Regions from separate parts of the Mus musculus genome. Here region 2 is linked to region 1. The links are chromatin loops, found by intact Hi-C in ENCODE. Cell type or tissue: left cerebral cortex. All regions are shown on one strand. Each heading gives the region's core, and the rest is flanking DNA. Links, peaks and the distances in the headings are about the cores only. Region 1 holds the start of Cpox (coproporphyrinogen oxidase). Region 2 holds the start of Cldnd1 (claudin domain containing 1).

Region 1 (16,224 bases), core at 6,020-8,519:
AGGCCAAACTTGGTGCCCCGATCATACAACAGATTAAACTCCACATACCTGTCAGAAAGACACCAGATAGTCGTAAAGGTGTGTTGAGCGAAACTTTCTAGAAATCCTTAAGGAAAACGAAGAGTGGCCCTTCTCCCCATATCTCATACCAACTAGCTTACACACAGCACACAGCTTACACAGCCCAGCGAGCCCTCTCCTCTGGAAAGCGTAAATAAAAGGGCATTCTACCCGCCAAACAATTGGATGCAGATTGTGCCCAACACAGAGCCCAACACAGAGCAACCACAAATCAGCAAGGTTATGTTCTCCCCATGAATAAACAGTGCAAACACAAATTGGGACCAGGCACGCACAACAATTAAGAAAGAAGCAGCATTGTTTCCTGGGTAACCCAGCCTGGGTCCTCACTGTTGCACAGGCATTCAGGAAAAGGGCTTCATCAGGGGCTCACAATACTACACTAGGAATACCCAACTTCCATAGGTTAAGTGCCAGGAACTGCTGAGCAAGGAACTTACGACTGCTGCTACTGCTGCTGCTACTACTACTGTTATTATTCTATAAGGAATAGGTTTATGTTATTCTATAAGCAACAGTGACTAAAACAGCCGGGATCTGCCTCCTTCCCTGCCAGAGTTCACAGCATCAACAGAGATGGGACCACTCATACCTCCTCTCTTTACAGCCATCACTGTGAAAGCTACAGCCTTGCTCTTCAGTGCTTAGCTTAACTTGGTTTTGTTTGTTTGTTTTTGTTTTTGTTTTTGTTTTTTTGCTTCTTTTCTTCATGAAAATATCTTGGTATCAAGTAAAGTTAGGCTCAGTGTATTGTCCAAATTTTCTACTAACTGTTAGGGAACCAGATCTGAATTCTATCTAGCTTAAACATCTGTTTCTGATGTTAACATCACAGGATTCAAAAATCTCTTCAGATTTAAACTTGTACTTTCTACTGTCCTAAAGAATTCAGAATGATTCATAAAAATGGTTTTTTAGGGGTAGGGGAGGGACGAGATCTATATAGGGGATATAGATGACAAGTTATGACTAGACTAAGAAACTGAAGCCAGCGCTGACCATAAAGGGCCTTTGCGATGATGCTGGAGCTATCTAAAGCCCCAGAGTCTACTGCTATCTTCCAAGCCAAAGATAACAGTGGCAGACAGCTTCTCTTTTGAACATCAGTGACCTACTAAGCTATGAGTGAGTAACCTCAGGGGACCCAAGATAAATCTAGAGAAAGGGGGTCAGAATGGGAAGCATATGGGTGACAAATTGGCAGGGGTGGGGGCCTTGTATTGCTTTAAAATTTTCTAAAAGAAAACTGACTCTATTCTCACTTCATTAGGCTGTTACACGGGGACCTGACAGGGCACACAGTTATGTGAGTAAAACAAACACCCAAACTCAGAAAGGTAAATACAAACATATTTTATCTTTAAACATGGAACATGTAAGTTGACTTCTTCAAGGCCTCTTCAAGGCACAGCTTTAGCTCCTTAGGGCTCAGGTGCCTGAGAGTTAACAGGAATTAGAAGAACTCGGGCTATGACTGCGACTTATGGTACACATGCAATTAACATGAGCAAGGAAACTGCCGGGGGCTGGGAGAGTGGGTGTGGCGAGCTGGCTCACGAGGGTCACTGAGCCTGAACACAACCTATCTTGCCACCTATGAATTCATCAATACAATCAGGGGCCGAGGTTAAGGATGGGTGATACAGGAGGACTTTCACATCTGGTGTGCCATCAGACCTGCTGTGTAGTTTGGGCTTAAGGACTTACTGGTAAGGACACCTTATGGTCCGTATATGATAACACCATATATACCACAGGCTTCCTGGGAAAACCAGACACACAATGGCTCCCTCATACAGGGGTTGTGCATAAGAGGTCCAAAATAAGTAAAGGTGATCACGAAGACTGTATTACAATAGCTTCTTCATAAAATATTTAAGACGAATATTTTAAAGTGTGACTCTGAATTTATAAGCAAAAGAAGAAGAAAAAATAATCTTAAATGATGCCCTCATCTTAGCAGAAGGTAGAAGCTGTCACTGGGAAATGAAGAGAAAAATATTCCACAAGTTCTTACCACGTAAATGCCTACCACAAATACACATACAGGTGAATTAAGTAAATCTTGTGACATTGATTATACAACGTCGTTAAGTTAATTTTTTTTTCTTAAAGATTTATTTATTTATTTATTGTAAGTACACTGTAGCTGTCCTCAGACACTCCAGAAGAGGGAGTCAGATCTCGTTACGGATGGTTGTGAGCCACCATGTGGTTGCTGGGATTTGAACTCCTGACCTTCGGAAGAGCAGTCGGGTGCTCTTACCCACTGAGCCATCTCACCAGCCCATTAAGTTAATTTTTAATGTTCGTCTACTTAAGAAAAAAAAATCACCGTGGATTAATATGACTAGTTATAAAGTATTTAGCCAAAACAGCACAACAGCCACTGTGCCTGGAGGCCCTCCAAGTCTGTGAGCTGTGTAGACTGTTCACCCTCCTGTCACTCACCGCCCTCTCCTCAGCTGCTGCCACAGCTTGTCCCTGGGGGTGTAGGAGTCATCGCAGTGCTTCTTCACAATGGGAACATAGGAAGGGACCACAGCCTCAGCACACGTCTTCACGAAGCGGAAAGCCTCCTCCTTGGAGGGGGAGTCAAGATCGTCAAAAAAGATGCCGCCGATGCCCCTCCGCTCCCCGCGGTGAACTATAAAGAAGTAGTCGTCACACCTAGAACGGGCAGCAGAGAAAAAGCATGGACTAAAAGATGAGAGATGCGTGCGACTTGAAACGATCCGTTGGGTTCAACGCCCGCTCCTCGGCTCACCCCAGCAGTATCTTTGTTTTCTCTAGGACTACAAAACGAGGACTCTAGCCAGACTTTCTACAGCTACCAAGCAATTCAAACCAAGCCAATCTAAAGGACAAGCAATACTAAGAACTTGTGCAGATAAAGCGACAGTGCAGCTGGCTACCATACTTCCTAAGACTTCCGGGGGCACCGCTGCTTTTACAGGGGGCAGGGGATGAGGGTCTCCTAACATGGGCACCAGCTGGGGTACGAGCCTGAGCTTTCATGTGCCTAGTCTCAATTCAGCAAAAGCAGAATGCTGTCAACAATTTTAGTATTTAGTATCTCTTTCAGTGTTAAAAGCGGTGACTCTCAAGCATGCACAACTAGGGAAAAGGCTGTCAGAGGAAACGCTTACAGAATGTCTTCACGTGTGTTCAAGGTTAGCCTCCTGACCAGCACAAGAAGCCATCAGTCTACTCTGGGTGCTTTCATCTACCGTCTAAAAAAACAAGTCTCCCAAGACATCACTTACTAATGCTAAACATGGAGAATAGACCTTAACTTTGAAAGAGTTCTTTTGATGATCTTTATATAAATCAGGCCTACGGGCAAGTCTTTTCAAACAAACATAGAAAATACCAGTGTCGACAGCTCACCATTTTTTAAACTTTGGGTAGATGTCTGGCCCATGCTGATCGCAAGCTTCCTTTAGAGTACGGTGGAAATGGACAGCATCCTCTTGGTTCAAGTATGTCGGTGTGAGGTCACAGCCACCCCCAAACCACCAGTGTGTGTTACCTATGAAAGCGAGGAAGCTCAATCTCGGTTGCCTTGAGACTAGAGCGCACCACTGTTTATACTAGCAAGCTTAATTCAGCAAGTTAATTCATCACCATGAAATAGGTGGCAGTCAAAGAACATCTAACCGAAAATAGCGCCAACAGCCGGTAAAGCTGAGGCTGGCGAGACGCAAAAGCAGAAAGGAAAGGAGACAGGAAGTCAGGGAGAGAGAAGAAGCCAGCAGGGAAATGGGACGGAGGGCCTCGAGTATTAACGGTCTGGACAGTTGGTCTCGGCTGTGAATCTCAATGGTGGCTTAACATTAGGATCACACAGCTCAAACGCTGATGTGTGCATGGGTGCTCATGCGTGCATGTTCATTGGTATAGAGGCCAGGAGTTAATGTGAGATGTCTTCCTCACTCATTTCGCCATCAGACTGGCTTTGAGTTAGTGTTTCTCACTAAAACAGGTTACTAATTAGCTATAGTGCCTGGCTCTAGATATCCTCCTGTCTGTTATCCCTAGCTCCTGGCTTTTTAAATGATTGTGGAGTGGGAACTCAGGTCCTCATGCACTGTATATAGGAGAACACACACACATACATACACACACACACACACACACACACACACACACACAATTTGTATACACGCCCCAGTGGCAAGTCCTCAATTTCAGAAATAAGAACTTTATATTTGCAGAAACTTTGTGTGTGTGTGTGGGGGGGGGGGTGAAGTTTGTGTTCACAAAACTCATTCTGTGAGGAGGAAACATTGGATGAGAGATGGAGTCCCATTCTGATGTTTCGGGTCCTATACATCCCGCCAAGGCTAAGCCTCTGGGATAACCCTGGAAAATCCTAAATGTTTGTACTTTCTCTCTTTTTGATAAAGTACCTTTTGATTTTTTTTTTTAAATACAGTCTTGGAAGAGCCCTTACGAAGCTTACCGTCAGCTTCCTCTACTTCAAAGTATCTGTAGTTGAAATGCATGGTGGGCGCATAAGGATTCTTGGGGTGAATCACAGAACTTACACCCATAGCAGTAAATGGCAATTTACCTGGAAAGTAAAACAACACAGTTAGATGCATCTGGCCGCCTGGCTTGACACAATTTACTCCCTCCTGATCTCTGAACCCACTATCAAAGGCTGCTTTGTAACTTGTCTCTGAGTCACAATTTTCACAATTCACGCATGCGGACACGCTTACTGGGTGTCTTAGTCAGGGTTTCTATCAACATGACCAAGAAGCAAGTTGGGGAGGAAAGGGTTTATTCCGCTTACACTTTCCACTTTGCTGTTGATCACCAAAGGAAGTCAGGACTAGAACTCAAGCAGGTCAGGAAGCAGGAGCTGATGCAGAGGCCACGGAGGGATGTTACTTACTGGCTTGCTTCCCCTGGCTTGCTTAGCTTGCTTTCTTATAGAACCCAAGACTACCAGCCTAGAGATGATCCCACCCACAAGGGGCCTTTCCCCCTTGATCACTAATTGAGAAAATGCCTTACAGCTGGATCTCATGGAGGCACTTCCCCAACTGAAGCTCCTTTCTCTGGGATAACTCCAGCCTGTGTCAAGTTGACACACAAAACCAGCCAGTACACTGGGCATACACATCCAAGGGTAGTTCCAGAAAATAAATAAATAAATAAATAAATAAATAGCGCTATTTTTAAGTAAAACTGGTGGGAAAAGAGTTGGCAGGGAGAGTTATCGGACTTACTATCTTTCGTCTTCAGAGTTTTGCCTCTGCCTCTCATTTGGTTCGCTGCTTCCTCAGAAAGATTCCCATGAACGACGGAAATGCTCACCCCGGCCTTTTCAAACACACGCCCGTCCTGAAGCACACAGGTGATGCCACCTCCTCCTGTCCATAGAAACAGAAAGCCAGAGGATAGAGCACCGTCATATGGGAGACAACTCTCCCATGAACGTGGCGACATGAGATGCCTGCTTCCTCCCCTACTTCCTGAACCATCTACGACAGCATATATATTTTCTATGTGTGATAAGTTGGCCTAGCTTTGTGTCTTAAGCTCCTTATTCTAGGAAAACATTGCATCCAGATACAAACCACTGAAATGGCTGCTTCTTCTGTGTTCTCGTGCCATGGCCTAACAACTCCAAGGAACTTTCTCCAGATATCACCAGAAAGAATCCGTTTGTTATTCACAAGACAGAAAGCTAATGTTACAGGCAGGAATGGGTTTACCGAATGGTGTTTTACTTTCACTGAATACAAGAACTCCGTATTCCTTCACATTTTTCGACTCTCAATTTTACCCTATTACCTTTAATTTTTATATGCAATTCAAAAACATAGCTATTCAAACTCTTAAGGGGTTCAGAGTTTAAAATTAAGTAAAATTTTATGTGTGTGTGTATATATGTGTGTTTAATAGGTTTTTTTTTTTTCTTTAAGGCAACAGGTCACCGTAGAGTCATTGTTCTCAAAGACTAATGTCTGAGTTGTTTTATTTCTAAGAAGCAGGGCACCATATTCAAGATCACACCACCGGAGTGATTTAAGTGCTGACCATGTTTCTGACATTCTGAGTTCTCGGCATATATTCATTAACTATGAAACAGAGGTGGAAAACAGTAACTTCCAAAGGTTACACAAAGCTGGCTATCTAGTGTTTGAGATTGTGTCTGGGTCGGTCAGTGACTTTTACCCTAAAACATTACAAGATGAAAAACCATGAAAATCAGACTGACTCCCATTTAATATAGACGTGGTAGCATCATAACTCACAATGGATTGATGATATACTGTTGTATTTCCAGCTTGGAAAAAGTCAGAAATCCTCAAGTTTAAAATTAAGGCGGGAGGGGAGAACAGGGAAGGACTACTCTGTTTGGAACAACATGGCCACCAATACATGACTCAACATGAATGGCATTCTAAGGAATCCTTCAAGAAATTTGATGATGCAATTTAGTAAGAACTACTGGAAGACTAATCAAATATTCCTTATATAACCCGCCAAAAAACAGTAGGGAGACTCTTGACATAGGGAATCTAGCAGACATAAAGGATCAGTGTTTCTTCTGCCTCTAATAGGGCAGGGACAAATGCACCCAGATGGATAAATAAAAAATGTGTGTGTTGGGGGGGGGGGGGGGGGGAGACGTGTTCAGTAACAAACTGAACATGAAAGCTTCACTTTGCTGCCTGCAGATGTTCTTTAACAAACCTATAGAAAAAAAAGTGCAACTATGAATTGCCAATATTTTCAAGTGACTTGTCCTACATTGTTGGCACCTCTGGGTCCACATCTGCAAGTAGAAAGCGAATGGCTCTCTCAATGTCAGTCATTCAAGTCTGTCCCTTCTGACAGATCACCCCCCACCCCCACCCCCCTGTAAAAACTGTTCTACTTTAAATCCCCAATCCTAAACTGCAACTGGTGCCCAACCAAGAAACAGGAGCTCTCTCCTCACCTTCTTTCCTCTCCCACCGGTCCACAGTGAAGTCGGCAACGCCATCTACCTGCGCCAGTGCCCGACACACCTGAGCCTGGGTCTCCATAATCATCAGCTCCATCTTGGTCTTCATGTCCTCCGGCCTCCTCCGCAGCTCCCGCAGCTCGGTCACCGGCGAGGACATGAAGGTGCTGCAGCGGCGGGCCAGCTCGTCCCCGTCCTCCTCCCGCCGTCCAGGTGAGGGGCTCCGCGCCCCCGAGCTCTTGGGCACCATCTCCGCCCGCTGCACGTGCCCAAAGGCGGCGGCTGCCAGCCCTGCCAACCCCGCCAGCGTCGCGGCCAGCCGGGTCCCCAGCCCGGACCCGCCTCTAGCCCAGGGGCCGTAGCCCAGCCCGCGGCGAGGCTGGGGACCAGCCGTGCCAGGCAGCTGGCAGACGCGGGCGGACGCGCAGCGCGGGGACGCGGCGCGCAGCTGAGCATAGTCGCCCAGCACCGCTCGCCACCAGGGGTCCGAACCCAGGCGGCCCAGCCGCAAGGCCATCTCCCGCCGGGACTGGGCAAATCCGATCCTGCAGACCCACCGGAGCTCCCAGGGTCCTGAGACCCAGACTCCCCAGCACTGCTACGTGGAGTTCGGAAGAGCTGCTGCGAGTGTAGGTCGCAGGCTGCTGGCGGGAGCCGAGGAGGCTGCTGGGAACTGTAGTCCCGTCCTATCGCCTCCTGCACTCGCCTGACCGCTCCCGGAAAGAGCAGATAAGACTGCACCCTGCGCACAGAGGTGGGTCCTGCTGCTCGCACGCGGGCCTCCTGTGCTGCCAGAGGACTGTGGAGGTGCTTGGACTGATAAGATAGGCGCTTTAGTCACGTACACCTTGGATTGCCCTGCTCGCTCACCCACAGTGAGCAAAAGTGGGGTTAGAAGGCTGACGACAAACGGGCAGAAATAACAACTCGGAGACACACCCCTTGTCTTCGTCCTGGCTGTGGGTCTGGAGGATGCACCCTTGTCCCTGTGCTTGGCTTACCCAAAGAGTTCAGGGTAGTGGGCTCCTGAGTAGATCCAGAGAAAATATTCGCACTCCGGTTTACTATCCTGGATCTCTGTTCTTCCCCATAGCCCTACCCGTTGAAAATATGAGGACAGAAGCTCACACATTTAATAGTTTTGTTCCAAGCATATATCATTGCCAGCATTATTTTATAGTATCAGAAGGGCTCATTTGCCCTTTAACTATCCTTGATGATTCTAATTTCTACTAACAAATAATAATCGAGGCCACTGGTTATTCTTTCACAAGCTTCCATTCTGGCTGTAGCAGGAATTGGAGCTCAGTGGGTATGGTTCTGACCGATATGTTCACTCCCCTGCTTCTTACACAAATGCAACCACAAACTACCTGGAGCAGCATGCGTGCTCAGGCCTGGCAGATGTGGCAGGCAAATGAATTCACGAGAAGTGACAAAGCTTGCAGAGGAGAGAAACCCTTAACTTTTAGCTGTAGTGTGCCCTGGCTGGAGGCCGACTTGGAAGAGAAGGAAAGATAAGAATTATCTTTTGGAAGGTTGCCTGGGTCTGGCTGGGCCTCCTGGTGATAAATGAAGCTCTTTAACGAAAAGGAATCTCTCTAATTTTCTGTAAGAAACTTCTCCTTTATGATCCTGCTCTGCTAATGTGAAGCTAGCCAAGAATAAGCCAAATGGGAAATTCAGGAGACTTGCCCAGACAAATAACTAATTGTGTACTTACCCTGAACAAATTGTGTACTAGCTTCCAGCCTGTTTGGATGTCTCTCTCTCCTGTTCTCTGATTCCACCTTAATCTTAATGTACAGTGCTTACTGGAATCCTTAAAAACAAACAAACAAACAAACGGATTTGTATGAGAAAAAAATAAAAGCCACCATCTTCCTAGAAGGGCATAGTGGCACACATATTTAATCCCAGCACTCAGAATGCAGAGTCAGGTAGACCTATATGAATTTGAGGCCACCCTTGTCTACTTAAAGACTTTCAGGATGGCCAGGGCGACATAGTAAGACCCTGTCTCAAAAGAAACAAAACCAGTCACACACACACACACACACACACACACACACACACACACACACACCTCTTCCTGGTAAATTACTCCCAAGTCCTATTTGTAGTATATGAAGATGTTCCCTCTATAAGCAATTTGATGCATCCAAAAGCTGCCTTGGACAAATAAGAAGTCAGTAAGTTGTAAACAGAAGCTATGCAGTAGGGGTGCTCGTCTGCGTGTAAAATTGGCTCTCTATTGTGTACTATGATTTCATTCTCTGTGTAACCCCACAAGCCAGGACATTCTGATGAGCTGTATGCTATCTCACTAGGTACAAACATACAACTCATCTTCAAACTCCACATGCTTCTCCGAATCCTTGCTAATTTGATCCTTCCCCTGTTAAAAATAATGAATTTTATGCCCTGATATCAGTGTATTCATTTTCCCTTTTAAGAGAGAGTTTGATGAACCCACTTTATTTCTCTGGTATTTCTCTTTATTTCTATGCATGCACGCATGTGTAACAATTAGTAACAAGGTATTGCTAAACTTGACCTTGTTAGAACTCTAATGCCGTTGAAAGAGAAATTAAATTAACAGAAAGTGAAGGTTTTGAGATTTTAATATTTTGCCCTAGATTTACATTTTAAATTTGTCATCTTCTTACAGATTAAAAAAATCTTAAGGGATCATATTTGACTTAAATCAATATACAGTTAGGCATAGTACATACCTGTTCTCCCAGCACAAGTGAAGCTGACACAGGAGGACTACTCAAACTGTAAGTTTGAGACTAGTCTGGGCTATTACAACCCTATACATTAAATATACAATTAATTTAGTATGGTTGATTTAACTTGCTCTTTCTTTAAAGTAACTTTAATTGGCTGTTCAGAGAGATATGTGAAGAAACCCCTCAAATATTCCAAGAAAAATTTATGTATGAGACAGATTCACAGCGCCTGTCCCTTCTAACTTATCTTTTGTCCTTAGCTTCTCTCTAATTCTTTTTCGACAGTAATCTGGATGCAGTTTGATCACAGTGACTCTGTGGCCGAGACTGTGGAAGTTTCATAGAATGCCTTGGACAGCAGGTAGTTGAGCAGAGCCTGTGTTCTGAGGGCATCTTTGAGCACATACACTAGGCCACGGTGCTTACTGCTTTTAAATATCATGTGATTAAAGCGCAAATAATTTAAGGAATGAATTTGTTCCTTAAGTCTTATAGATATAGACTCTGTCCATTTTGGTTCCGTTGCCCACCTTGGGAACCAGATAATGTAAGGATTTGTAACTTCCAAATGTAATTAGTGTTTGGGACTTGGGAAGGGGATGGTGAAACTGTACCATGTTGTCTCTAGAAGACAAAAATGAGAAGACAATAGCACAGACTCACATTAAAAGGGTGGATAAAACTCAGGCCTAGCAACCCGAGTTTGATCCCTGAAACCGATATGGTAAAAATTGAACCAACTTCTGTAAGCTGTTACCTGACACACGGGAGTTAAAAAAAAAAAAAAAAAGGAACTGGGGAGCACACAGAACAGTTGTTTATGGATGGGGACGGAGGAGAGAGCAGGAGACAAGTATTTAATTCATTTGGCTAATAATATAGATATTTCTTTCTAGTTAGCCAAAGTTCTGAAGGTGTTACATTTTCAGGGGTTTAGGGCTTTGTGGCCACATGACCCCATTGATAGTAAAGGCTCTTCTCCAACCATTCTTCTGCCAAGGGTCAGTGGGCAGGTTGAGTCACTTGGGAAGAACTTGGGAACAAGGTAGTGGCATGTGAGCATATGTGTTTGTTTAAAATTTTTATTTATTTTATTTATATGATGGTGTACTGGCTGGTTTTGTGTGTCAACTTGACACAGCTGGAGTTATCACAGAGAAAAGAGCTTCAGTTGAGGAAATGCCTCCATGAGATCCAGCTTTAAGGCATTTTTCTCAATTAGTGATCAAGTTAGTATCAAGGGGGGAGGGCCCATTGTGAGTTGGGCCATCCCTGGGCTGGTAGTCCTAGGTTCTATAATAAAGCAAGCTGAGCCAGCCAGGGGAAGCAAGACTGTAACATCCCTCTATGGCCTCTGCATCAGCTCCTGCTTCCTGACCTGCTTGAGTTCTCGTCCTGATTTCCTTTGGTGATGAACAGCAATGTGGAAGTATAAGCGGAATAAACCCTTTCCTCACCAACTTGCTTCTTGGTCATAATGTTTGTGCAGGAATAGAAACCCTGACCAAGATATATGAGTACACGAACCAGAAGAGGGCATCTAATCCCATCACAGAGGGTTGTGAGCCACCATGTGGTTGCTGGGAATTGAACTCAGGACCTCTGGAAGAGCAGTCGGTGCTCTTAATCACTGAGCCATCTCTCCAGCCCATAAAACCAGTCAGGAGTAATGACTCTTGGGTACCTGTAGAGGAGCCCTCCTCAGACAACAATGAGAAATTCAACGTTGCTTCATTTCCTTCATGTCTTTATGGCACTCACAACAAAAGGTCCTGACTCAAGAAAAGCAAATCTGCTCCCAAGGCTACCCCTAAACATTCATCTCATCGGCAGGGATGGATCACTCTTGGAGAGCACGCATTCAAGAAGTTCTGTGTTTAGCCATACTGACATCGTTTTTAACTTGGATGTCAAGGATCGGTTCTCTTTGTTTTCAGCATCTATCCAGAGTCATCTTTCTATCGAATTCTTGGAACCTGCTTCTTAGAAGTAAAGAGAGTTAGGTGAAAGCAGAGAGGCGAAAACCACACTTGAAAGGCTTTTTGCTGCAGATGGGTTGCTGTATAAATGGGGGTGTGGACGTTCAGGGGTCTAAGGATGAACAAGCAGGCTCACACAGAAGCCTGCATAGAGCAAAGTGTTCAACAAGAGCAATGGATCATATCAAGGACAGAGGAAAGCAGCTGGAGGGCCTCAGGTGTAGGGTCACTGAAGCAGTGGAGGAGGCCTCATAGAACAGAGTGAATCAGTGCATTATTTACGTATCTCTGTCTGATCAACAGAGAATACAAGTGCCAAATCAAGGGAAGTATTGGATCTAGGAGGTCTCCAAGTATTGGATCTAGGAAGTCTCCAACTGCCTTTGAGACAAGAGCTTCAGAAACAGAGAAGCTTCTAACTTTCCCAGTACAGAATCAGAAGCTCAGGTCTTCAAATGAACTCTCCCTTCTGCAAACCTCACTTGGCGTGGTGCTGCTGAACTATACAAGTCACCCCTAAGCAGAAACCAGTGTGCTGTTCTTAATAATAAATGGAAAGTGTTATGTCCTTCTGGGGTCATTAATACTTTTGCCAACACATCACATGCAAGTGATAATAAATTACAAAGAGAGATGTGAGTTGTTAATTACTTATGTTGAAAAGTAGAATGTTTTAGTTCTTTGTACTTTCTGAGCATAACTTGAGCCAAGCTTGCCCTCTTCTTACTGTGTAAGATCCTAGAGCAGGAATCCTTCCTGAGCCTTCCTGAGTTGTCACACTAGTCTGGATCACTTCACTTTCTCTGGGCCATCTTTATTCAACACAACCAGGTTCTTAGTGTATGTTAAGTTTGACTTCTTTGACTGCTTCTTTAAACAAGTGTATCCAGGGCTGGAGAGATGGCTCAGTGGTTAAGAGCACTGACTGTTCTTCCAAAGGCACTGAGTTCAAATCCCAGCAACTACATGGTGGCTCACAATCATCTGTAATGAGATCTGACACCCTCTTCTGGTGTGTCTGAAGACAGCTACATTGTACTTAGATATAATAACAAACCTTTAAAAAAACAAAAACAAACCAAGTGTATCACATTTTAGTGTGGTTGTGTGTGTGTGTGTTTGTGTGTGTGTGTTTTTCATGTTTACCACAGCACCCTATGGAGGTCAGATGACAATTTGCTCCTCCTACCATGTGGTAACCAGGGACTGAAATCAGGTCATCAGGTTGGGGGCAAACACTTTTACCTGTCACAGGATTTCCCCTGTCCAATTACACTAGGGCAGCAGGAGGCCTGTGACTGGACAGGGAAAAGGGAGGCAGAGCTAAGAGTTGCAGAGACAGAGAGCATCTCAGGGGAAGAAGAAGGAAGGCCAGCATGGAGGTGGATGTGAACCAGCATGGCTTTAACCAGCCATAAGTAGTTATTTTATTATAAGGATAGAATAATTCAGATAAAGCTTTTATCATTATCAGCTGGTTCTGAAATTACTGTATTGGCATCTTGAAAAATTGGGAATCTGTTGATACATAAATCTGATTGGTTAATTATAAGCTTCAAGAGTCTTGTTTCTACTAGGTAGATCAGTGTTGTTGTGGCTGACCATGGGGTGAATGCAAGAGGAACTTGGAAGCTCCAGCCCTGCCAGAGAGTTGGTGGGTAGAGACAGAATTAGCAGGGGCCCAGAGTTGCCAGCACCTGTTCAGGAACATGCCGGTTCTTTTTTAATATTCCCCACAACATTTACCTGCTAAGGAATCTCACTGACCCTTTCTAGAAGTTCTTAGGGATGTTAATATGATGTATCAGATATACTGAGACACATTTCCTATATATTTTGTCAAATATTTTCTGTATGTTCATATAAGCGTAGTTGCACATGAAACAAATGTGTATTGGTGGGCATTCCACCTTCCCAGATGTGTATAAATCTAAGCCAATACTTGAAAACTCAAACAGAATAATGGATGAGCTCTCTAAACAATAAGAGTCTTTGCACCTTTACTCCCAGCACTCAGAGGCAGAGGCAGGAGGGTCTCTGCCGGTTCAAGGCCAGCCTAGTCTACAAAGCAAGTCCAGGATACCCAGGGCTACTTTGAACCTGTTCTACTTTCAAATGTGTAGTCTGAGAAAATTGATAGAGCAGCATTCTGCACCCCCAGATCACTGCCTGTTGACAGTTGCATCAGAGAGAACAAATAGCATTGCTGTTTGATCCTCTGTCCTTGGGGACTTTGGACTATGGGCACTTGGCTCCAGTCTGGCACATTTTACATGTCACCTCCTGTTTGGAAATAACGATCTAATATGGAAACAGGGAGATCTACACACATGTCACTGAACAGTTTAATAAATTCTCATCCTTCCACCTTCCATAGAAAAAGGACAAGAGGAGAAGATAAGAAGCACAGATCTGAAATTATTCCTGTTGTCAAATATACTGAGCAGATCCTACTTAAGATGACCGGTGGAGGAAACCCCTGTAGCTGTGGTCAGACTGCCTCTGCCCATAGTGTTTCCCTCATGCGAGTTGGGATATAGACTTCTAGTAATAAAATTAAATTTTGAGCTGAAGAGATGGTTCAGTGGGTAAAAGCGCTTGCCCCAAAACCTAATTTTGATTAGGGTCCCGGGGACCCACTAGGTAGAAGAAGAGAACTGACTGGCATAAGGTTGCTTCTGACCTCCACAAGTGCTCTGATGCATACAAGCACATGTGCATATATACATTAATTAATTAAATGCAATTTAATTTTTAAATGAAATTTAATTTCCAAGACTACATGAGGGTTGATGACAGTCATCTGGCACTATTCATAGACTATCGACAAATTTGAATTGAAGGTAATTTAAAGGGTCAGTCATTGTAATGAACATAATTTATCTTACGACAGCTGTAGAACACATGTATCGAAGTTTGGCTCATGCATGAGAGGATATGAAAGGAGGAAAGAGAAGAGGGAGGTTATGTAAATATTGTATTATGATCTCACATAGTGTAACAGTAGAGTATATCCACTAGATGGTGATCATGTACTAGCAATACTCAAATATTTATCGATATATGTAAATATTTCTTCTGGTTGCCAATGGGCCTGTGAATTTGCAATTTGGTGAAGGTTACATACTAGCATGGTTAAGAGGATGGCCTATGGAGTCTAAATGGCAGGCTTTGAAACTTAGGTTTTCCAATCGAGAACTAGGGCAGTATTTATTTGAATTTCCTGACCCTAGGCTTCCTGATCCATCAGGAAGGTTAGAAATAGAACCTATCTTTTAGAGCTGTTGTCACAAACTCCTTAAAATTCAGGTTAAGTTAAAACACAAACATGGGATAATTATAAATACATTATCACGAGTACTGTTGTAACAAAGGTGTTCACAGATTTTCTCTGTGAACTATAGAATACATGGTTATTTTAAAAAATAATGATGATGATGATTCTCCCTCTGGTAGTACAGCCTATCAAATCCTAAGTTCTGATCCTCAGCCTCAATGATTATGGAATGATGGCCACCAAAATTACAAGGTAATGAATGGGTGAGGTGAGGCTGGTTTTACACTTTGTTTCAGACTTTATACTTTACTGAGAAGTAGGTGGAATCTGTTACAAAGGGCACTAAGGCAGAGGTCAGATAGCAAAACCAGATTTGTACTTGACAGGATCACATCAATAAGAGGAGGAGGCTGTGGAAATGAAAGGTGGGTCTGGAGTCAAGTAAACAGGAATTCAGGTCAATAAAAGATTGCCTCATTTCTAATCTAAGGATGAATCTTTGGAAATGCTAGAATTATGCAGATCTATGACTCTAATGATAACTTGAACCTCACAAATGTTTTCTTCTTATGGGATAAAAAATCTTGGGAGTATAACAGGTTTAGTCTAAAACTTTGCACATAGCTTCCCTGACACAGTTCACATTGCAAAATAATCCTGCAGGCTCTTCCCTAAGTTTTGAGCATTCAGCCCCACAAAGAGGTGTCTGTGAACTTTGCAACCACAAGGAAAAGCTGGGCTGCTTTTCACAGAACACACCAAGAAGGACCAGCACTCCTCAGAGAGCCAGGCTGAGCTTACCTAATATGATGGATTTCCCAGAACTGTGGGCGCTTTGAAGTGTCTGACCCGAGAGATACTGAAATATATTTCGGTTTCCTTTTATCATCCTGAGCCAGAATGGGTGAGGCTGCCTGGGGTGGGGGTGGGGGTGTGGATCTAGCGAAGAAGAGAATAATCATTGTGGTTGGCTTTAACAGTGTCCTTTTCACACTTATGTCTTGAATGCTTCCTCCCAACTGATGAGGATACTCTCAGAGCCTGTGGAATCTTTGAGAGGTGGAGCCTAGCTGGAAGAAACGTATGGCCATCAATAGCCTTTGAAAGCAATAGTCAACCCTTGTTTCTCCCATGTTGTCTGTTTCCTGACCCATTGTGCTGTGAACAGCACTGCCTCATGTGCCC
Region 2 (16,224 bases), core at 7,936-10,435, 57 kb before region 1:
TATGAACATATGACAAGCCAAGACAAACAGAACAGAAGGCTGGATGGTTGGGAAGAGTCCAAAAGCTGCAAGACAGGTGGCCTGAAGTTCACACCCTGAGCCACCAACACTGAGTCAGTCGATAAAAGGCGACCAAATTATTCAGTAATGCAAACAACTTTAAAATGTGAACACAAAACAAACAGACTCTATTTTGAATTTCTAAACCTCTTCTAAGATATAGTAATACAAGCTGGATCTTGCTTTACAGACGTTTGCCTAAAGTATGTAAGTGTTTATATGTCAGAAAAAATCTAACTCACTTAACAGTAAAAAATAAATCTGATTCTGAGAGTAATTATTATGGTAACTTCTCTAGGGTAAATAGCCACTGTTGTTACCGTGTTTGGAATGCAAATTCTCACATAATGAATATATAGGACACTGGCACTTAACTGCAATTTGACCCAAGAGAAAATCATCTCATTAGCGCCGGTGAATGAAGGAAAAGAATTTCTGCATATAAACGTGTGTCCTTGTTTCATTATTTTTCTGAGTCATGATTCTCTCGTGAGGGTTGAAAGGAGGACAAAAGACACTGCCCATGTGTCAAGGGCTATGCAGCATCCTGCCTGTAAAAATACCAGTTTGTACCTTCAAGGGCTACTTAGCTAGAAAGTTCCAAAACTTGAAAATTTAAAGAAGTTTGCATTTGAATTGAAAGTTTACAGGAAGATTAAGCATTGAAATGCCTTCACATTATCTTTTAGTCAATTAGTGTTTTAATTGTGTGTGTGTGTGTGTGTGTGTGTGTGTGTGTGTGTGTGTGTGTGTGTGTGTGTGTTTGTAAAATGTTGAGTGTTCTGTGGTGACACCCGAGTGGAACTAGGGGACAACATTTGGGAGTGAGCTATTTTGTTCCATCGTGGATGTCAGGACTTGAACTCAGATCCTGAGACTTGTGCTTGCAGTGAAAAGTTTTTATATCTGCTGAGTGTTCCGGCTAGCCCCAGATACAAATGTTAACATTTATATCATGTGAATAGTAAGTACTCAAGGTTACCTGAACAAACAAATTATAGAATTATTCTTTCTTTTAATTATACCAAGTTTTGGTATTCTCGTGGTTATCCTTAAATTTAACACAAAAGGAAGTACAAAAAATATTTACCCATACCATTTAATTATTGGAGTTGTATAGTTTTAAAATGCATTTCCTGAGTGCCATAAGGCATGTTCTAGAACACAGGAGATTAATATTACCTGGAAGGTTCCTCTGAAAAGACTGCTTAGGGGCTGGCAAGATGGCTCAGCGGGTAAGAGCACTGACTGCTCTTCCGAAGGTCCTAAGTTCAAATCCCAGCAACCACGTGGTAGCTCACAACCACCTGTAATGAGATCTGACGACCTTTTCTGGTGTGTTTGAAGACAGCTACAGTATACTTATTTATAATAAATAAATCTTTGGGCCAGAATGAGCAGGGCCAACCAGAATGAGCAGAAATCCTAAATTAAATTCCCAACAACCACATGAAGACTCACAACAATCTTTGCTTGGAAAGATTGCTAGGATTTGGCTTAGATCAATCAAAATCATTATCAGCTATTCCATATGGTTTAACTGGGAAAGAAAAACTGTTATCTTATTACCGAGAGGGCTTTATTACATTGGCAAAAAGTTACTGTAGAAGAGGATGCCCTCAACTACACAATGTATATTCAACATACAGATTGAATGTACAGGCTTTCCACATTCTAAGACACTGCTGTCCAATTCTGACTTCATCTCCACAGTTCACGTTAAAGTCACGTTGAGGTTAACAGGCCAATCCTTTCTAAGTTGCACTCCAGGTATCTTTGTTCACTTAACTTTTATCATGTCCACCTCCTACAGAAGTTGTTGAAGGGAAAGAGTCAAGAATAATTTAAGAACAATGACAGAAAGATTGGAATCCCAGCTACCCAGGTGGCTGAGGTGAGAAAGACTGCAAGTTCAAAGCCAGATTGAACAACTTAATGATGATCTTATGGTACTGAATACCTGTTTATGGTCTAGCAGGTGTGAGGCTGAGGCAGCAGATCAGTTCAAAGTTGGGCCTGGCTAGTTAGTGGATTCGAGGCTATTGTCCTACATAAGACTCTTACACCAAAAACACTAAAGTAAGCAAACAGGGCTATGGATGTAGCTCAGAGCTAGCTCATCTAGTATATACACTGCCTTTTGGTTAATGTACAGTACCAGAAGTAAAAGTAAAAAACAGAAAAGTGTGTAGAGCCGGGCGTGGTGGCGCACGCCTTTAATCCCAGCACTTGGGAGGCAGAGGCAGGCTGATTTCTGAGTTTGAGGCCTGCCTGGTCTACAATGCGAGTTCCAGGACAGCCAGGGCTATACAGAGAAACCCTGTCTCGGAAAACCAAAAAAAAAAAAAAAAAAAAAAAAAGTGTGTAGAAACTCCAGTAACCAGCACCATCAGAAGCAACTTGCCAAGGTGATCTGAACACTGGTAGTTCAGTGGCTAACTTCTCTCCTCCCAGAACACAAATATCCAGTCATTTCATGACGTCTTAGGAAAATCTAGCCACATTAAGAATAACACACAGAGATCAGACCTAGTTCAGAAGCATGTTTCATTGAAGACACTTTGTTTTCCAATGAGACAGGCTTTCCTTTTTCTGCAGTAGACTATGGTAATTCGAATGAGCCCTGTGGGCTAATGTATCTGACCATATGGTCCCCAGTGCTGTTTGGGGAGGTAATGGGACCGGTAGGAGGTAGTGCCTGCTGGAGGAAGTGCTATCACTGGGGGTGGGCTGTGAGTTTAAAGCCTTGTCTAACTTTCAGTTTGTTCTCCCTCTGTGTTACCTGTTTGCAGGTGAAGTTGTGATTTCTCAGCCTCCTGCTCCAGTAACCTCCTGCCATTATGGACTCTGCCTCAAAACTGCAAGCTGAAATAAACGCTCTTACCTAAAACGCTTTGATCATGGTGTTTTATCACTGCAACAAAAAGAAATATACAGAGGAATAACTCATCTCCCACAGAGATCCACATAGACCTCCATCATTTAGCCCCTCATGTTGTGATCTCAAACAATTTAGACACTCTACATGATTCTCTTTTTTATTTATTTTTTTAAAAAAGACAGATTTAGGATTTGGTAAGAAATTACTGAGTTACACTTTTTTGAATCTGTGAAATGCTACAATAATGGAGTAAATAAATAAGATTTTTAAGTTCAATGTTTACAGAAGACATATTATAAAAAAATGACTGAATTAGAAGACATTAAGTAATGTTGATACACACCAGGAAGGGATTTGGGCAAGGAAAGGCACATCATTTCACCACAAGAAATAAAGACCCATAAATGGAGGTTAGTAGGTGGCAGCTACAGCTTTAGATCTTGTGGTGGTAGTACCCCCAGTTCTGGGGGGTCGATATTGGTAGGACCTCCCATATAGTACTCAGCTAGAACAAAGAAGTTGAGGAATTGGCTGTGACTCTTCTCTCACTCTGTTAAAAAGAAAGTACTCTTTAATAAGCCTGGTGTGGGGGGGAGGGGGGAGGGGAGCAGCAAAAATCCACAATGGTTTGGTGGCACTGAAAATCCTGATGAGTTTCAGTTTAAAAAAAAAACAAACAGGTATAGTGTAGTACAATTAGTCAACTTTCCTCACTGAAGTGAAATTAAAAGCACAATTTCAAGTAAACATCATTTTTCACTTTTTTTTTTCTTGTAGACAATCACAGTATAAACAGCTGCCATATTTCACCTCAAATAAAGTAATGTACCAAAGTTTAGGGACACATGTTAGCTCATTTCCCAATTTTATGTGCACACATCTTGAGGAACGCTGGTTCTGCTAGCAACAACAGGAAAGTAAAGATGAAGTCTGACAGTGATAACAGATATCATACAGAAATTCATTTCTAGTTTCATAGTTACTGCACTACTGGACTGAGCAGACGTTAGCAGACCCTGTTTTGGGTCAATTTGCCACTGCTAATATTCTTTTACAAACTTGGGTCACATCTCTACAGTTCTTTCTGTCTGAACTCTGAACCTAGATCAGTGTGGTAAAAAAAGACTAAGTCACTCAGTGAAAACCACACACATTTTAAATGGTATTTAGTGGCACTGTATATAAATAAAAGGGGCTTTTAGAATACAATGGCATATCCACAAAAATAAAAATTAAAGACGACTGAGAGGAAGACAAGGGAAAACCTCAATAGTTAAAAAAAATGTATGAAAAATATTAATCATTAAGCAGGCAGCCTCCCTTCATGCCACACGATAAGCCTTCATTAAGGTGTACTCTTTCCGGTTGGTGTGGGCAGCCCAGATGAAGAGAGCGGCCGCCATGAACTGTAAGGGAGCCGAGACGCAGGCCAGGCAGAAGGACCATCCAAATTCTCCAGATACATCCTTGGGCAGCTCTACTTTCTGATGTAAGAGTTCAATGCCGGCAACATAGCAACTCACGGAGCCCAGTGTGCACAGACCTTAGGAGGAAATTAGACATGTAAAGGTGACTGTGAAAGAGCACAGGGCAAAGCTTCTCAAGCAATGTGACAGGACAGACAGGACAATGACACTCGAACGTTCAGAGGTTCAAGACTAACCTGCAAGGAGATGGAGAATGCCAGTGGCGAGGGTGGGATACAGGCTGCGGCAGATACAGGCACAGAGGCCAATCAACGCCCCAAAGCACATCAAGCCCAAGCTGACGAAGGGTAAAAGGAACTGGCAGCGCCACAGGTCTGGGTTAAAAGAGGAAACACGGATTTCACACCACTTCTCTACAGCGGCAGGTTCCACGTGTTCTAAAGGATCGGCACAGCTCTTCTCAAAAAGTGAGAGACGGGTATTTTCATATCAAACCCTTTAACTCCAAAAGGATTCCAACTTTCTCCTGACACAAAGGGCCACTAGCACTTAAGTTACTGAAGGGTTAGAATGAGCCCTATACTCATGCTTGAATTACACCTTACATTATTGGTGCTACTACTGTTTAGTCTTTGTCACTGAAGAAACTGAGGCAGGGGTGTTAGTAACTTGTACAAATAAAGGGAAGTGAAGAATCACAGTTTGAAGTGAAACACAGCTTCCTTCTATGGACAGACAGAATGAAAGTCTTTGCCTGGTCAAAGGCAGATGCTAGCCGTAACGAATGCCCATGACAATGAGGACATGGTGAACCTGGAGTGTATCAGTCACTTAGTGGCAGCTGTAAATCTCATTTCGTACTCGTTCTGTTTTCTAGAATGTCATGCAAGTCTCTGTTTCTGAATATCACACCGTCCCTTAAACTCCTGCAGCTGACAGACTTCCTCCTCTCGCTCGCATTGCAGAGGTAAATAACTGCAGTGATTCCTTTGACAGCACCGTCTGAGTAAACACAAACATAGCCCTACCGTCTGCAGCTCTGAAGCTCGGATCTGGAGGCAGCAGTTCATGGCAGCCTACCCATCAAGGATTAGAATACTCGTGACACTGTTTCCTCTGACATCTCCTCTGGTTACTGCGGCTCCCTGGCACTGGAAGGGCACTGAGCACAGGCCTGACACCTGCTGAGCCACTGAGGGCTTGCAGCAGCTTCTTCAGGTATGCTCATGGGAGCTCAGGCAATGGCAGTGGGCACTTCAAGTAGAAATTTTATTTGGTAAACCTACTAAACTCCCCCTAGTAACATCCTTTGGTGATCTAAGTCCCACCCTCCACTGAATTCGGTCCCTCAACTACAAATTATTTGAAGTTTGTGAAGTATGTTTCTGTCTTCCGAATCATAGTAGCCATGGAGCAGAGCTCCCTGGAACGTTTCTGAGGAAGGCAGCTCACGGTGACACTGTGTGCCAGCACATCATTCCCACGGCACACCTCAACCCAGCACATATTCTCCAAGTGTCCTGCTGAGAGCCGAGTACTCACAGGTGCGAAGCAGGTCGATGCCGCTATTGTGGTTGCCGGGGTCCACATACTTCTCCATGAACTGCTCGTTTAGTGTGAAACTCATGCATTTGGTAACCACATCAAATGACTCTGGAACAAGAACAATGACTGCTTGTTATTTTCCTGGAAAAGATGCCATAATAATCTTTCAGTGGTTATCTTTGGAAGTAAAAGGTGATGCAGGAAGACATTCCCCCAAGCATGCATAATCTATGGCTCCCAGTGACATACAGATGACTCTGCTGCCATCAATGAGTTTCAGGGACAGTCTCAAGATTTAGACACAAGGATGAGAGAAAGGAAACATAAAGGAACAAAGGAGAACGTATGTTAGGAAACCAGGAAATACGGACAGGGACACAATCTGAGGAATTCTGATTTTCTCACCGAAACATTCCATATCAACCACCGTCCTCAAAAGTTGACATAGTCAACCTTCCTAGGTTTCTGGACAAAAAGCTTCAATCATTCTTACCCATATACATTCTAACAGAAAATCCTAACAGCTACTCCTTCAAAGTAGACTCAAGATCTAGCTACTACCCAGGGTTACTATGCTGCTCTGATTCTAGTGATCTCACATCTGAATTACAACCAGCTCCTAAGCAATCCCAAGCTGATAGCCTTGCACTATGCCCATGGGTTTAGATATGAGCCAGTGACAAGGTCAGCTCTCCTCTTCGGATGTGTCCCGCTCACACCTGCCAGGATGTCTCTGCTTATGAACCGGAGGTTTTACAATACACTGCAGCTGTGTTCCCTTTCTTTGAATGTAAACCTACTTTTCAGATCTGGTATTCCTTTTAATAGATGGAAACTTAAGCGTGTTCTGCTATGATTTGAATACAGTGCTTACTCAGTGAAAGGCCAAAAGAAGTAAATATAAACAAAAATAAACTGTAAACTTTCTAATTTAATACTTGAAAAATTAAAGTCTTTGTGTTGATAGAATTTTTGAAGAATAATTCTGAGAGACAACTTAGATTCTTCTGTAATTTTGTTTAGGTTATTAACTCGTTATAGTTGTACAAGTCTCAAATATGTACAGATTTAAAGGCAGAGTTGGTCAAATTACATTCTCTAAAATACAAGGCAAATGATGGAAACCTACTATAAAATAGGTAATCATTTTTGGTTTTGTTTGCTTTATGAGAGAGTCAGAGCTTCTCTGCATAGCCCTGACTGTCCTGGATCTTGCTCGGTAGACCAGGCTGGCCTCAATTCAGAGAGATTCACCTGTCTCTGCCCTCGGAGTGCTGGGATTAAAGGCTTGTGCCACTGCCGCCTGGCTAACATAGCTAACTGTAAGAGGGCAATCAACTCACAGTTTGACTTGATTCTGCAACTCACATTCTGACTTGATTTTGAATACCACAAACTGTCAAATATTTCAACTGTTCAAGCGAATTCCTCGTGACATGTGGCATGAATAAAAAACAATTTAATTGGCAAATAAGTATGAGGATTCAAGTGTTGATCACAATATGAGGTGCCGTGGTATCATCGGGGACAATGGGATTGCACGGAAGTTGAGGCAAGACAATGATAGGAATAAAACAGATGCAGAAGACTTTCTTAGGGGAAGGAAGCACAGACAAGCTTGCACGTCACTGGGCCATCATTATTAGGACGTAAAGGACGTACCTGTCCTTTCCGGTGGCGCATACCAGTGAGTGTTTTTGGGTATGGTGATGCACCGTCTCCACAGCCCCAAGCTGCCGTTGTATCGGAACAGAACATCGTTGTAAGTCTTCTCATCCGCCTCGTCACCGAGGAAATCTTCCCAGGCGATTTTATTCGAGTCACTTGAATTCTCTTGAATGGGACTTCGATACTCATACCAGAAGTCCGTGCCTATGGAGGCCGCCATGTAGATGGTGGAAATCAGACTAAGCACACAAGCAATCACAAACGCAGTAGCAAAACGGTTATCCATTCTGGCATTCAGACTGCTCTGTTTTAAGTTAAAGAAAGAAAAGTCAGACCTCAAGAGCAAATCAGAATATGCTAAAAAGAAAAAAAAAGCCCCTTTACCCTACTCCCCATCCCTTCTTTCCATAACGCAATGCATTTATCGATGTAAAAAATTTACAAACAAAAGGGCAACAAATGTTAAGTTTAAAACAAAAGGCATTCTCATGAAAAGTACTTATTGAATGCTCACATACCCAAGATGCTACGGAGACAGAAGTCTTGTTCTCTAGTCTATCACCTGCATACTAAAACAGACAACACTGAAAAGGACATACACATTACAGGTACAAACAACAGACATGCCCATGGTCAGCAGTGCAGCGTGCACACCTTAAATGCAGAGTGGATTTTTACACAAGCTATAAACATGCTATGTGTTTTCAGGCTTGTGTGAGAAAAAAGACAGCAGAATAGGAAACGAAGACCCCCCAGCTTTTTTAGTGGGGAGGCTTACAATTATAAATAAGGGCAGAAGTGAGGTGTAAGTTGGAAATCAGAGTTGAAGGTGTTAACCCGAGGGGAAAGTTTAAATGTATGTCATAGCAAAGAGAGCAAAAACACCATGTTAGTTATCAATCTCCTTCAATTCAATTAAAGCTAAGCCAAGCCTCTTGACACAACCGGATTCTTCACTCCTTACTCTCCCCGCCCCCCATTCCATTACACACTTCTCAACCTCCCAAACTGTAATACTGCTCCGTATATCCTAAAATATAGCACAGATCCATAAAAACTAAATAATCCCTACTCGCAAACAGAAAAGTGACTTAGGCAAAATCTGAACACTCCCTAGGCGTGGACAGGGCTCCACGGCGGTAGTAAATGGCCGCGGTAAAATGACTCAAGGCAAGATCACGCTGAGTCAAACCCTGCCAAATGTATGCACACCGTGACAGCACCAAACCCCTCGTCTCAAGCACCCGTGAAAACAGGCTTACAAACTGGGGAGCGGAGTTTGGAAAATGGGGAGTGACTGGGGAAAAGACCGGGGCGACTACAGTCATCAATAGCCCAGCAAGTGCGATTTGTATTCTGATTCTCAAAATTCTCGTCCATCCTGGTGCTCTCGGATGACCTTAAAGGCCGGGTTCTGGAAGCTGCGCCTAGCGCAGTCACCCTGGGCCGCACAGCAGGGCCTGGCATGGGCGGGCGGAGACCGGCAGGGCTGGGCGAGCGCCCTGGGTACCCGAACCCAGCCAGCCCCGGCCCCTTGGCCCGGAGCCCCGCCCCTCCCCGCCCCGCCTGCCGCTCCAGCCCCCGGGCCTGGCCGCGCCAGCAAGGAGCCCTTTCCCCAGGTCGCGAGCCGAGCCGGCCCGCGACCCCGCGAACTCACCGCCCATCCTCTCACTCCACCGGCTTCGCCCTCCAGCTCCGACCACAGCACCCTACTCTCCCCGCGCCTCCTCTGACGTACTTCCCTGCAGAGCCCGCCCCCTCCATAACTCCCGCGCCTCCGCCTCCACCTCCACCCCAGGCCGGGCCAAAGCGGCCCTGGGCCGAGGGGCCTTGTGGGACTTGTAGGAATACTGGAGGAGAAGGGGCTAGAGCCAGAGGAGAGCATGCCTGACGACGCGCGAGGAATTGTGGGGAATGTAGTTCTCTCCGAAGAAAGAACTCTGAAGATCAGTGAGGAAAGCTGAAGTCTTAACTGCGGGATTGTTACACCTCAAAAAAGGAGGGACCAAGCTCCAGAAAGTGATGGGGGAGGATCTTTGGTCAACCATAGTCAAAGGCTTTGATTTAGCCGAGATCTAACGTCGAGTCTTCTGTTTTCCCTACGATAACACCCTACCTCTAAAAATCAGTACTACGGAGTTGATGAACTTTAATGGAACTCTACTCTTCAAATATCAACCCCCCTCCCATTTCCTACATCGTCCCTCCCATTTGAACAACGTGTTCTTCTGTTTTGTTTAAATGTAACTAAGGATCTAACTAAACTAGCATTATAACCTGATATAATTACGTTATTCTTGTTTGAAGAAATCTGTTATTTGCTCTCTACTGTAATCAAGTTCCCTGTTTGTTTCAGTTGTAAAAAACAAAACAAAAAAACAAAACAAAAAAAAAAACCCAACTTGTAAATCCGAAGGATACTAGATTTCAAAAATGTTACTTTAAAGTGTGAATGTAATATGAAATGGAATTTAGAGATCATTTTCAACAGAAAAAGTTGTGGGTAGCCTCGGAGACAGATGGCTGTGTGACATGGAAGCAATGGAATGATTCTAAGCCCTCAAATACTTCACAGGAATTTCTAAACAGGTAGAGAAGATTTTTTTTTTTTTTTTTAAGTTAGAAATCGTTTGCCTTTAGCTTGTGGTTCCGGTTCACCATCACAGGCTGTGTCTGGAAAAGGACTTCTGGCAGAGCCCAGTATCCACAAGGCATGACTAGATTTTCACGGATAGCATCAAATGAAAACGTAATTTGCCTCAGGTGTCATCTTGAAAGCTCGATGAGTGTGTAGAGTCGAATAGTGAATCCACAGTAAGACTTGTGAATGCACTTATGCAGCAGATGTCTTCATCCACCGGCCTTCATGAGACGTCTACTTCCTGAAGTAACTTGTGCAACCAATTCTGGTAAAGAGACATTTTTTAAGAAGAAAAGAAACAGCCTAAGTTTGTAGACAGAGAAACTGAAGCCCATGAAGATGAACTAACTTGGCAAACATCAACACTGAGGTTAGTAAACCAATCTTAAGACACTGGACAATTTACTTCATAATCTTTAAGATAAGATTGCCTTTGGTTTTCAATATATGGACTTTTGAAAATAGAATCTATAGATAAGAAAATGTAAAAAATGTCAGGCAGAGGACCTGAGGATTGTTAAGGAATCATTAAAGCATTATTTACAATTGAATGTCCAGTGTTTGAATAAGATCAGTAGAAGTAGCTTTTTACAACTCCCGATTGTCCCAGATGAAGAGGAGAAGCCTGTCATAAATAGTGGTAAGTGTTCTTGCACACCTCAGCTGGCTTCCGGACCTGTCTGCTAACTACCCAGCTGCTAGACTTGCCAGGAGGGCATTTCAATGTGTTTGTTTAGTCGTGTGCTCTGGAAGTTCTAAGTCCTGGGCTCACAGTACACTTAGTCGTCATGACACAGGAGGTACGAGGTTCTGGAGTCACTCTACAAAGGACAATGATGCCTTCACCTTCCAACAGCACAGAACACCCAGAAAACGCTCAGAACCCTGTTCACTCACAAGCTTAGGGTCAACATGGAAGTGTGTCCTTGGGGTTTTGGCCACCCTGAAAGCCACAGAACAGAAGACCTCAACTTCCTTCTCAAACACAGTCCCACAGACCACACATTCACATTTCTGAGTTATCTCTGTATCTTTGGTGTTTTCCAATTTTTATTTATGCTATGTTCTGTGGGTAGCAATCATCTGTAATCAATTTTTAGAGTTAAATGTTTACTCCTACTTTTTGCTGGGCTGCTAGTCTCATATGTATTATTAATGAACCAAGTAACTTAGCAACTATCACAGATTATGGGATATAGGCTTCAAACAGTGTTGAACTAGGCTTCTGGCTAAATTTTCTAAAGCTGATGTTTCTAGTGTTCAGAAGGAAAGTGTTGTAGTTATGGTGCACTATAAATGAGCCCAGTAACAGAAAAATCTATATGGTTAGATAATGCTCTTTCCACAATAATTACCTTCCCTCTCAGGTTCCCTAATATTCTTAAATACAATTCTTATTTAAAATGTTCACTGTTAACTTGTGTTAATCAAAATATAGCAACCTTGCATATTCATCTTAAATATTTGTTCTATTTTTCTTATAAACTTTGGTGATCAGAAAGGAAAATAGAAATAGTTTCTGAGTTCTAGCCAAAGGCTAAAATTGTGATCAAAATTGCTTTGTATCTGTCTACTATAGAACAATGGCTAACCTTGATTCAGAAAAAAAAAAGCAAATAAAAAATTGCATCTTAAAAAAATTTACAAATTGCATCTTAAAATAACTGTGGGGCATTCACCAGAAAAGACTGCTCAGACATGGGTTTAAACCAATAAAAAGACTTTATTAGCAGGCTGCTGACTACCCTGGGTGTTCAGGATACCAGTGTATATCTGAGCCTTTCTCAGGGTAAGCTTTTCAGCACAAAAACCATATTCTAGATTGGCATACTTCAGTTAACAAAAATAAGTAGCCAGAAGAAGAACTACATAAGCTAAGAAGAAAGCAAGGTAGAGACTTTCCCAGAACTATAGACTTTGATGGGCTACGTGTTTGTTTCCAGGTGATACTGTGTACATGCCGAGTTCTATGGTCTGCGTGGCCTTAATGGAGTCACCTGTGCTTAGGTCAGGGGCTAAGTTCTGGGCTAGTTTGTCCCTGTTATTTATAAAATCCTATTAAGTGTCTCAAAGTGAAATAAATTATAGTTGTTTGATTCCTATTGCTTGTGAATGATAATATAATAAATAACCATTTGGAGATGAGAAATTTGAGTTAAAATTGTACTTTATTTTAAAAGACTATGGGTCTTTCTGGGTCCGAGTGACCTCATTAGTTAAATAGCTATTAAACCACTACTCAAGTCCTAAATTGTATGACTCATAATTCAATTGAAAAGATATAACCGTAACTTCAAATTACAGTTATCATAGATTTGGCAGCAGCAGAGATTGAGGTATATACATAGTTGACATGTATTCAAGTTTATAGGTTTGTGAATTTCTTCTGACATAACAAGATATATTAAGTTAAAACATTGGTATAAAACAAAAAAGTATGCTATGTTAACTAGAGACATCTTTCTGTGTTAGTTTATGTTGTGATGAAATTGGTAGGGCTATTGTAGAACAGAAACTGTCCAAAAGGATTGTGAAAAGTTCTTGTTGGTTAGAAATGGCTCCAAATCCAAGCATGATTCAATCTAGACTTATAAGCGTTTATTGGCTACCTACTGCAGCCAGACCCTGTTGAATTGCTAGGGACACCAACATAAATAACTTTGTTATGCATATCATAAATGACTATCAGATCTATTTTTTTTTATTTGTGTGAGTGTGTATATGTATGTGGGCATGCAGATGCTATAATCACACTTATGGAGGGTAGAGACAATCTCTGATAGTGGGATGTCTTCTTCCATGATGTGGATCCAGAGGATCAAAATCAGGCTTGGCAGCAGGCATTTTTTTATCCAGTGAGCCATCTGCCATCCCCAGATCTACTATTATAAAGAGGCCTAAAGCATGTTCTTCTAGAATAATAGCGTAATTTATCCATGAGTAAATATGATTTAGCAAGAAAAATAATAAGCTAAATGTGGGTTCCCTAATAAGAGCAAATGTATCCCTCCTAGTTTGGCATGCTATTTTAATAAATTCTAAATTCTCCAAGTAACTATGGGAATAAAAAAAAAAAAAACTCTTAGAGTATGAACTGTTTCCTTAAAGGTAACTATTTAAATGATTGCATATTTTATTATATCCATATAGGAAGTGAAGAAGAGAGTATTTTTAACATAAATAATCGCATGTCTGTAAGCACAAAGAGAAATAGTTTGCTTCATGCTATTTTCCATTTATCCTGGGACCTGTTAGCAGAACACACATCAGTTATATTCAAGATGGCTTTGTACCTTACTTTTGTGTGTAATCTGATGACATATCAATTGTGTCAGCTTTGGAAGGGGGCAGAGTTGATGAGTGGAAAGAAGCCAGTAATTTAATCCCAATGCCAAAAGTTAGAAACAAATTGGATTGGCTCTTTTCTTACAAAATGCTTAACACTTCAGAGTTGGTGGCTACAGACTGCAGTTATAGCCATATAATGGGGTAGTAGACTTAACTGAGAAAATGTCTCAATGGAGTAAATCTACCGTCTTCTTGTTCAACATCTTATACATTCCTGAATGTATTTTAGGAATTAAAGTAGAAAACAGTTTGGTTTTTATTTTTTTTTTTTTAACATCCCGAAAATGTGAACTCTAGGCTAAAAGCATTCTGCAGATTTCAGCTTTTGACATACCTTTAAACCTCCCAAAAGTAGCCAACATAATTACAAAGCACAGTATATCATGGTGGTCATTTTATGCAAATAAGCATAGTATTCTAAACTTTTGTGTGTTAAATATAGCACTCCAGGCTACTCAGTCCATAAATTCTAGGGTTGAAGAATCTATAATTAGTAGATAGCATATGTAACTCTAATGTGAGCAGTGGGCCTTGGCATACACAAGTTCAACACTGTAGCTTTGAAAGTTTAAAAGGACTATTTTCAGAATAGTCTGTTTTCAACTTAAGAACTACAGGAGGCAGAGGAACAGAGGGGCAGAGGGGCAAAGGAAGGCAGATTACTGTGACTTTGAGACCAGCTTGGTGTGTATAGTAAGACCCTCTCTCAAAGGGAATAACAAATAAAAAAATAAAAATCCAATAGAATCATTTCTGGCAAGGATTGTAAAGAAAACTTCAGTATTTTGCTGTTTTGTTTTGTTTTGTTTTGTTTTGTTGGATTTTTGGTTGTTTGTTTTAGATAAATCAGTCCCCAAAGGGTACATTGATTCAGTTATCAGTCCTTACATCCTTCTTTTTCTTTTTGAGGGAACCTTGTCTCCATTGTTTTTTCCCATGTTAATGGACTCGCTGATGTTTTTGAGTTTTGAACTATGTTCCACTGTTGTTGTTTTTTTCAATCATTAGTATCTACATGTTGTATTTCAAAGGATGTTCAAAGTGCTATAAACATGACCCTTGCACTCAGGTTTCTTGGAACTTCCCTATTTTATAGCCAGCCTTTACTGTGGGTTTTCTTTTATGCCAACATTGTATTCTGAGTTACTAAAATCCCTAAATCATCATTATCTTAAGACACCCCATAGGTTTCCTAATGTAGGTGTAGAGATACTATCAGACCACCATGGATATTCTCATCATGAAGAAGGCTCAGACTCATATTCTCACCACACGTCATACCTCAGGTTGCCACATAGGCTAAAGTGAGTCGCCTTATCTGTAACTGCTTCAAGAGTTTGCTGTGAATGTCAGATTCATTAGATAAGGTTTACACCACCAAGTCAGCAACTTCAGAAGCTTGAAAACAAAAATTTAGGCCTACAGAGATTAAATAATATTGTAAATATTTATTAATTTTCTTTTCTTGTTGTTCTTCTTCCTCTCCTTCCTCCTCCTCCTCCTCCTCCTCCTCCTCCTCCTCCTCCTTCTTTTAAGACTGGGTCTTTCTGTATAGTCCATCATGTCCTGGAACTCACTGTGTAGACCATCCTGACCTTGAATTCACAAAACTCAACCCATCTCTACAGCCTGAGTACTGAGATTAAAGGTGTATGCTTCCATGCCTGGCTAGCAATTCTATTTTCTTTTCTTTTTTAAAAGATTTATTTATTTATTTTATGTATATGGTGCATTGTAACTGTCTTCAGACACACCAGAAGAAGGCATCAGATCCTATTACAGTTGGTTGTGAGCCACCATGTGGTTGCTGGGAATTGAGCTCAGGACCTCTGGAAGAGCAGCCAGTGCTGAGCCATGTCTCCATCCCCTAGCAATTGTATTTTCATCTACAGGTATGCAGTCTAGTAAACTCAGGTTATCATGCTTGGTAGCAGAAGCCTCCAAGCAGCTGAGCCATCTCACTGGTGACAAGAAATGTTCTCGACACATATCTAAGAACTAAAAACTCTTAGCACTCAAGGGGACTGCATGAATCTCTCTGGGAAGGGGAAATAGAATAATAGATCTTGTGGGTGGACTGGAGGTGGGTGGGAATGGGAACAGGAGGGATCAGGTGGAGGAAGAATAGAGGAAGAGAGTACTCCTGGGTGAGATGACTGGAATTGAGGGTGGGGCATTTCAGGGCAAGGTAGAAACCTAGCACTATGGTAACTTCCAGGAATCTATGAGGGTGACCTTAGCTAAGACTCCTAGTAATGAGGGAAGTAGAGCCTGAATCAACCATCTTCTGTAACCAAGCAAGGTTTCCAGTAGAGGAATTGAGACACTAACCCAGCCACAAAACTTTCAACCTACAATTTGTCCTGCCTGTGGCGAGATGTGCTGGGGTAAAGGTGGTACAGAATTTAGGGGGGGGGGTTGGAGAAGGGCAACCAATGACTGGTTTGACTTGAGACCCATGCCATGAGAGGGAGCCCACACCTCCACTCCCTGGAGGACCATGACCCAGAGGCTGGATAGCCCAAAGGCCTAGAATAGAACCAAAAAGCGGAGGTTGGGGGAGATGACTCTTAATACTCTTAATACTTGTAGACCAGAGCCTATCATAACTGTCATCAGAAAGCCTTCATCCAGTCACTATTGGAAGCAAGTGC

Evidence for each region. Hi-C counts contacts between places; a loop is a spot of excess contacts. Peaks named below come from ENCODE experiments on the same cell type or tissue, not always from the same donor. Only the 100,000 strongest peaks of a DNase experiment are listed, where the experiment ranks them.
Region 2: a loop joins it to region 1, with 5 times the contacts of the local background. A loop is called at or near these places in 23 of 42 quality-filtered maps.

Annotation. Positions count from the first base shown.
Region 1 is chr16:58,661,769-58,677,992 of GRCm38, reverse strand. Cpox (coproporphyrinogen oxidase) reads right to left here and starts at 7,785. Exons shown (of 7, transcript NM_007757.2): 1 at 7,043-7,785; 2 at 5,322-5,465; 3 at 4,547-4,657; 4 at 3,472-3,613; 5 at 2,533-2,751; 6 at 1-48. The coding sequence starts at 7,565. It overlaps Gm41464 (a long non-coding RNA gene), which reads left to right and starts at 14,541. Exons shown (of 3, transcript XR_876123.3): 1 at 14,541-16,224. In left cerebral cortex, for the core only: a CTCF peak has its summit at 7,553 (motif pointing right); DNase peaks (open chromatin) are centred at 7,211 and 7,626; H3K4me3 peaks cover 2,410 bases; H3K27ac peaks cover 1,527 bases.
Region 2 is chr16:58,721,099-58,737,322 of GRCm38, reverse strand. Cldnd1 (claudin domain containing 1) reads right to left here and starts at 9,413. Exons shown (of 6, transcript NM_171826.3): 1 at 9,239-9,413; 2 at 8,100-8,150; 3 at 7,576-7,885; 4 at 5,911-6,021; 5 at 4,605-4,742; 6 at 3,076-4,484. The coding sequence starts at 7,867. The coding sequence ends at 4,264. In left cerebral cortex, for the core only: no CTCF peak of the experiment used is centred there; DNase peaks (open chromatin) are centred at 8,852 and 9,418; H3K4me3 peaks cover 1,927 bases; H3K27ac peaks cover 1,221 bases.